Regions from separate parts of the Homo sapiens genome. Here all the other regions are linked to region 2. A link is a loop called in an ENCODE intact Hi-C map of the cell type or tissue named here. Cell type or tissue: PC-9. All regions are shown on one strand.

Region 1 (2,500 bases), 880 kb after region 2:
CTTTCTTCATTCAACCCTGGAGACATTTATTTGTATACCAGGATTCTTTTATGCTTAAAAGATTATAGAATCAAATCTTGGTGATATGCAGTAATAATGCTATGTACATAAAACTCCTTATCTGATTTAAAATATGTAATTTACATAATATAGAAGCAACTCTTATCTAGCTATTTACTGAAGTAAAAACTGTTATTTGAAACACCAAAACACACAGACTCAGTCGAAACAATTCCAAGATAGTATTTAAAACACATTATTTTCTCTAATATAAGCCATTAAACATTTAAGAAGTGAGCATTTCTCCTCTTACCTCTTTTACAATGTTGCTCACTTCATCAACAACAAAAGCAGTCTGTAAGGAAGAACATTCAGTTAAGTTTGATTTATTTAAAAGATATTTCCACTACATTGATAAATGCAAATGTAGGTAATGAACATAATGTAGAAATGAAGACCTTAGAAATAATCTAACTAGACTGTTCAGCTTTACCAAGGATGGCATTACAGTCTTCAGAAACCAGAAGACTAGAATACATGCACATAATTTAAAGGTATTGTTTTATTTTTATTTATTTATTTTTGAGACGGAGTGTCGCTCTGTAGCCCAGGCTGGAATGCAGTGGCGCAATCTCAGCTCACTGCAATCTCTGCCTCCCAGGTTCAAGTGATTCTCCTGCCTCAGCCTCCCAAGTAGCTGGGATTACAGGTGCCCTCCACCACACCCGGCTAATTTTCGTATTTTTAGTAGAGATGGGGTTTCATCATGTTGGCCAGGCTGGTCTCGAACTCCTGACCTCAGGTGATCCTCCCGCCTCAGCCTCCCAAAATGCTGGGATTACAGGCGTAAGCCACCACACCTGGCCCTGTTTTGTTTTAATCATGCCACAATCTAAGACTTCACTTTAAACTAGAATTCATTCTCTTCTTCCATTTCAACTGGCTGCTAGAATCATTAACCAATAGAGAGGCTTAATGAGTTGGTTGATTTTTGTATAAATTAACTGAAGCTGCTGAAGTAATCCATTTAAGATGTAATTCTCTCTTCCATGATGTAAACTGATTAGGAGGATCAGTTTGACCTTGAGGAGATTTTTTTAAAGCACCATTACTTGTAAAATGTACGATGATTACATTATCTCCAGGTAATTATTTTTCTTTCCCAGTGCTGCCCTCCGACTCCAGGACTAACCACCAGCTGCCAGCATGGCTGTTCTCTGTCAGTGTCTGGATGACTCAGGAGGTGGGCTGCCTGCAGGAATCTAGTGCCAGGAGTATAGTTTTCCTTTTACACATGGTAGATCTGAATGGGTAAAAGGTCATCCTGAAAATAACATTAGTCAGGCACTTGCCTGCCAATGTGCTCTTCACATGAGCACAAGCGTTTAAAGTTACTGCTGAGTCCCAGGAAAGGTACGTAGCTCTGGACACGCCTTCGAGAGGGCAACCCCTGGGGCCCTCAGTCAACGTGCATCCTGAGGGAATCAAGGCAGAGAACCCTGACTTGGCAGTGAGTCTTCCTCCCTGTCTGGCTGCTGTCCACTGCAGGCCCTGCCCTTTCTTTTTAGGGGGTTCAGGAGCTGACTGCCCGAAGCCACCTCACTTGCTGTACTCAGAAGTCGGACTTGGAAACAAAACCAACTCACTGAGTGAAGAACAATTTGCAATATCTTAGAGATTAAGTCATTTCTGGAAGCTTAAAGGATCCTTCCAAGTGACTACCGTGACCTTAATCACAAAGGAAAGGCACTGTATCACCTCCCATATGGTTACAGTACGAAAAAGGTTGAGGGACATTTTAAAGAATTTTTAGTGGAAAGCAGAGTTGTATTGAATCCAGTGGATAGTTTTAACGTCTCCAAGAAAGATGAATGGTGAGTTGAGAGAATAGTTACAAAGGCCCAGGCATCTACACGAAGTTAGAAGAGATGCAGAAAAGGCTGCTAAGAGGCTGGTGGGAGGACCAGAACGGGCCATTCAGTAAATACCTAAGACATGCCTACTACAAGACAGCCATGGTCTCCACCTCCCAGGGCCTCCATCCCAGGTAGAACACTCATCACTCTGTCCAGCCCCTTCATTTTACACATATGCGATTGAGATCTCGAATAATGAAGCCACTTAGCCACCTTATTTGTGGGAGTCAGAATCGGACTGCAGTATTAAGCGCTTTCCTTTACAAAGCGATTTCTTTTTTAGAAGTTTTACTCGATATTACTGTAATACAAGACATTTTCCAATATTATATTAGTAACAGTTTAAGGGGAAAGGCTTTTTTCTTTGCCAACTGCTCCTGAACCAGCTCTTCTCGTCATTATTCACTTGGTTGCCATCAGCATTCAAACACTGATTATGCCACTGTCACAGGAAGTGTGTGCTAGTTAGGAAATCAGATCAAAACTGAAACTCTAGAATCAGTCCTTAAGTTTTAGTTTTATTTTCCCTGAAAACATTCCTCCTTAAACGAAATTTTTTTCTTTTTTTTTGGTTTTTGAGACGG
Region 2 (2,500 bases):
CCTGCTAGTCTAGCATTGTACCCTGCACAGCAAAAAGGGGTTGTAAGCATTAAAAGGGGGCTTTTGAAAAAGCACAGGATATGGAAAGGCGGCCTAGAAGCAAGTTCTGGTGCACGTGAACCGTGTGACCTCAGAAGCCGCATCCCACTGAGCTGTTCTGAGCCTCGGTTTCTCCATTGGTAGAATGGGGCTAATAGTACCTGACCAGCTGTTCCCAGGCTACCGCCAAGGGCCCGTGGAAGCAGGTGCAGGAAGGGATGACGCACACGTGAGCTCTTAAGACAGCTTCAGTTCCTCAGGATTCAAGAAGGGGGAAGGAGAGCCCAGGGCCAGCACATCTGGGGAGGTTCAATATAGATTTAGGTCTGGAATTTCCATTTTCACTGCAGATATGTTGTGCTGAGAAAAGTTCGAGGGCATCAGAATGAAAATTGGAACTTGAGAAACTGGATGAACGTCGCAGCAGGAAGGGAGCCGGGCTGGAGCTCTCTGGAGTGGGGCGCACCGCAGGGAGCACGGCCAGAAGATGGGAGAGGTCACAGGTGGGGCCGTGCCTCTCACAAGCTCAGGGTGCCCTGTGGGGCCGGGAGGGGCAGAGTACAAGCTCAGGGTGCCCTGTGGGGCCGGGAGGGGCAGAGTAGGTCTAGAAGCCGCTCTGGGGGCAGTGCCCCCACCATCACCTGCCAACTGGCAGATCTGATTGTAGCCAGAAGCCTCTTCTCTTTTCACTGGGTTCGTTGCAGTTTTCAAGCGTGCAGTTCCTTCTATGAAGGAAGGTGGTAGAAAGCCTATGAATCCCACCAAAGCTTCCAAAGCAGATGGCCCTGTGGCCTATTTCTGGTTCATTGCTGTAGGGGAGGAAAGATAATTTTTTCTTCGGCTCTCATAAATTCTTAGTTGGAATGTACCCCTGTAACAAAAGACAGGTTAACAGGAGAAAAACAAAAAGAAGTTTAGTATCATGTATATTTAATATGCACATGGAACAAACAGAAGTTTAGTATCATGTGTATTTAATATGCACATGGAAGATACCAGGGAGAGATGCCTTTGAATTCCAGCTTAGACAGTATCTTCAACAAAGAACAGCTAATATTTAGAGAAGTGACAAGGAAAAGGAAAAGGAAAAGGACTCTGAAGAGTGTCCCGGAGCCCGCTGTGGCTAGGGAGGATGCAGTGGGGGTTGGGGGAAGTATTTTTTAAAATATTTTAAAAATAAAAGCAGAAAAGGATTTCGAGTCTCTAGGGGGCAGCAACTTGGGGAGAAGCAAACAACTGGCAGAGGAAGGCTGCTCGGTGAGGCTTGCCCATGTGGGTTCCTCCAGTACCATCTCCAGGCTGACAGGGTTTGAAATTGTCTTCCGTGGTTAACCTTTGTTCTCCCTGGTGGAAGGGGGACAGGACACCTTTTGTCTTTGTGCCCCGCTTTAGGCAAATAGAGCGAGGGCAGAGAGCTCTCCTGCATCTGCTTTTTAATGGCCTTCAGCTCAACAATCCTTATGCATATTTGGGGGTTGCATATTCTCCTCTTCCAAGCTACACAGATTATACGTCTCAATGTAAAACACGATCTTTTTCTTCATTACCTAGAAAGTGAGGGAAGTCACGCCCAGAGGGTGCTGATGTAGGCCTGGTGATGAGGGTATAGGTGGCCACCGTCCCAGGTGGGCTCCACCTCTGCCCTCTGTGATGTGGAGTAGGGGCTGGGGCTCCTTGGGTACAAGGCAGGGAAAAGGGGAGGGCGGCGGGGTTGAGGAAGCTGCTCCGGGCTTCCAGGCCAGACCATCCCAGAATGAAAGGAGTTTTCCCCATGGATCTCCAGGCCTTCTCCATGGAATTTAGACAGCTGAAGGCAGACACAGGTCCCTGCGGGGAAGTACCTGCTCCCTCTTCTAACAAGTGCAAAGCAAGCAGGGCAAGGCTCCGAAGGGAACAGCTGGAGCAGGCCCAACCCCAGGTGGCCCTGGGGTTCCGTGGTTGACCCGGAAGCAAGTCAGGCAGGGAGCCAGGAATGTGGTGACTCACATTAGCTATGTGGAGAGAGACCAGGGAGTGTCCCTTCCAGGTGGAACCCCTCCTCCTCCATGAGTCACCCGGCTCCATACACCTGCCTGATTCCAGCAGCCCAACACACCTGTGCCAACTAGCAGCTTATGTTTCTCATGTGCTTGCCTGTCTGTCCTATTGACGATTCCTCAAAACACCAAGGGGAGGTAGCATGAAATGTTATCCTGGAAAACCTTTGTGAGTTAGAAAACGTGGCCAAGTGCCCCCAGTTGATGACTGGCAAATCTAGAATCAGCCTCATGACGTTTCCAGTGTGTTACACAAACCATCCAGCCTTGCTGCTTCTCCAAATACTGTATCTATGAAGTATGCCAGACTCTCAGCAGAGAGGATTTCTACGGCAGTGGAAGAGAGCAAAGCAGGTGTCAAGGTTCATTAATCTCATCTTGGTCCCTTTCTGAAAACTGACACACTATATCCAGGTTGCTTTTTA
Region 3 (2,500 bases), 280 kb after region 2:
GAGGGAAACTGAGGCTGAAGATGGCTAAGTAATGTGCCCAGGGCCACCCTGCTGGGCAAATGGGGGTTTGCAAAGTGGCAGTCGGACCCAGCTTGTGCTAATACCAGAGCCCACTTTCTCTCCTGCTTCCACTCTCTGTCCTGCCTCCCCACCCCAAGAGCCCTCTGTCAAAATGACATCTGTGAGGTGAGACATCACTTCTTCCACTGGTATTAAAAGTTGTTCGCCCAGAATGGAAATGTATCACTTGCATTTGATGGTCAAGTTATGCCTACTGCCTTGGGAACAAAGAAGACAGTCTTGATGATAGGACGGGGTGCAGATGTCACCTACTTCCCCTGTGGAGGACGGGGTGGAGAACTTTGGAGCTCCTTTCTTCTTGCTCCAGTGTGGGCAGGGAGGGGCATACAGAGCACTGACAGCCCTCAGTGTTTTCAGAAGCTGGTTCTGGGCAAGTCTCAGCTTGGGAGGAGCCTGATGTGATGCTGGAAGTGGCATTGTTAGCACTTGGGGCAGTCAGAGTGAAGGGAGACATTCCTCAGCCTAAATAGATCGTGGGCATTGGTTTTTGTTGTTGTTTGGTGTTTTTTGGATTTCACTCTGTTGCCCCAGCTGGAGTGTCGTGGTGCAATCATAGCTCACTGCAGCCTCATCCTCCTGGGCTCAGGTGATCTTCTTGCCTCAGCCTCCCGAATAGCTGGGACTACAGGCATACGCCACCATACCCGGCTAACTTTTTAAAAATTGTTTTGGTAGAGATGGGGGTCTCACTTTATTACCCAGGCTGGTCTCGAACTTTTGGGCTCAAGCCCGCCTCCCACCTTGGCCTCCCAAAGTGGTGGGACCGTAGGCGTGAGTCACTGCGCCCAGCCTGGATATTGTTAAACATTGTCTTTATATACAAATGTTGGTTTCTTTTCCAGGAACCTGGGCCTATGCAGGGCACACACGCCGGTCAGTTGTATGTACCTAATTTCACGGTAGCCAACTATGTCTGTAGCCGTTCAAGCAACCTGCTATTTTATTCTGTTTTGTCAGTAGAAGAATGGAGTTCAACAGCTTTGCTGGTACTCAATACCTGGAAACAGACAGCATGTTCTTAACACATGCTTTTTTCCTTTGGAGATTAAGGGATAGTATTCCAGTTTGACAATGTAGATACCAGGCTCCTGTAATTCCTGTGGCCCAGGGAAACAGTGGCTCTAATTTTCAGGTCCTCCACTGCAGAATGACTCATTCCTGTGTGATCTGAGCGTGATCTCGCCTGCATGGGAAGCTGCCCTGTAAGGGAGCAGGCCGGTGAGGAACGGAAAGGACCACAGCAGCGCCCAGGCCGCCCTGCCAGGCCAGGCTAGAGTTGCGCAGATAAAGGCCCCGCATCTGATAAGTGTCGCCGCCTGCCCCTGCTGGCGCTCAGGATCGTACTTCTTGTCCTTTTAAAACTCCCTTGCACTCCAGCGTCATTGGAGGCCTGCAGGCACACTCTGAAATAGCTGTACGTGTGGGTGGGGAGGAGATAGATGTCTTAAAGTGTACGGATCATTTGTTTCTCTGCAGGTGCTGTCACACTGGAAGCTTGTGGAAACCGTGTTGTGTGTGTTAACTGAGTGGTGTGTTTAAGAACACAGTGGGGCAGGGCCAGGACCAAGTACAAGATCAGGTTGAGTCTTGCATTGTCAAGTACGAGACTGGCTAGCACAGTCAGTGAGGTCTTTTGGCTATCACTGGTGCATTTTATTTCATTCAGTCCTTTTCTCATAGCTCTCTTCTGCTTAGCTATTTGCCAAGGCAAAAATAGAGGGCTCTAAGGAAGGTTACATTCCAGAGCACACTGACTTCTATTCATACAGGGGGTGGCGGAAGGCTGTTCCTGGGATTTTCAGGGTGACGATAAGGTTGTGCCCTAGAAGTGTGAATTCCCGGAGACCCTGGGAGGCCCCAACCCCCAGCAGACCCCCTCCTCAGAGGCTGGTCGACAGCCAGCATGCCCGCCCAGTACCTGGCGAGAGGTCAGGGCGCATTGCCGGATGGGGGAGCAGAGGACGCCGGAGTCCACCGTCCGCCCTTCATTCTGGCTGGTGTCGGGTCACAGGTGGCCGGATCCCGTTACCCAGCCCAGGACGTTCGGTTTCATTGAAGAATACCTTTCCCTTTCTGTTTCCTTGTGCCGCAGATGATTTACATGGACGATGGAGTGTCATCTTTTGTCCAGATCAGAGGCTCCGTTCCGCTGTTCTGGGAACAGCCAGGGCTTCAGGTAGGTCATGAAAAAACTTAAATGTCCCCTTGTGATGTTGTCCGCCCTGCCCTTCCCTTCAATAGCTGGGGAAGATTTCTTTTAACACGTTCGTTTCATGGCATAGTTTCCAGTCTTTTTCCTCAGCCCTGTTGTGTTGAGCTGAGCTATCAAAGTGTGCACACGTGTGTGCATATGCATGCGTGCGTGTGTGTAGAAAACACAGACACCACTTTGTTGTTTCTGGTCGTCAAGGATGCTGTG

What was found. Peaks named below come from ENCODE experiments on the same cell type or tissue, not always from the same donor. Only the 100,000 strongest peaks of a DNase experiment are listed, where the experiment ranks them.
Region 1: a loop joins it to region 2, with 6 times the contacts of the local background. A loop is called at or near these places in 5 of 110 quality-filtered maps.
Region 3: a loop joins it to region 2, with 23 times the contacts of the local background. A loop is called at or near these places in 5 of 110 quality-filtered maps.

What each region holds. Positions count from the first base shown.
Region 1 is chr6:158,641,006-158,643,505 of GRCh38, forward strand. It overlaps DYNLT1 (dynein light chain Tctex-type 1), which reads right to left. Exons shown (of 5, transcript NM_006519.4): 2 at 314-355. Among named protein-coding and RNA genes, the nearest start is that of DYNLT1, 2.5 kb to the right of the region's middle. In PC-9, no CTCF peak of the experiment used is centred here; a DNase peak (open chromatin) is centred at 1,376; H3K4me3 peaks cover 1,841 bases; H3K27ac peaks cover 2,318 bases.
Region 2 is chr6:157,761,527-157,764,026 of GRCh38, forward strand. No RefSeq gene overlaps it. Among named protein-coding and RNA genes, the nearest start is that of SNX9, 60 kb to the right of the region's middle. RefSeq lists enhancers at 865-1,792, 1,294-2,493, 2,066-2,135 and a silencer at 2,426-2,500. In PC-9, a CTCF peak has its summit at 1,268 (motif pointing right); a DNase peak (open chromatin) is centred at 2,085; H3K27ac peaks cover 1,406 bases.
Region 3 is chr6:158,041,143-158,043,642 of GRCh38, forward strand. SYNJ2 (synaptojanin 2) reads left to right here. Exons shown (of 27, transcript NM_003898.4): 5 at 2,174-2,257. Among named protein-coding and RNA genes, the nearest start is that of SYNJ2-IT1, 41 kb to the left of the region's middle. RefSeq lists an enhancer at 1-328. In PC-9, no CTCF peak of the experiment used is centred here; a DNase peak (open chromatin) is centred at 1,249; H3K4me3 peaks cover 12 bases; H3K27ac peaks cover 1,786 bases.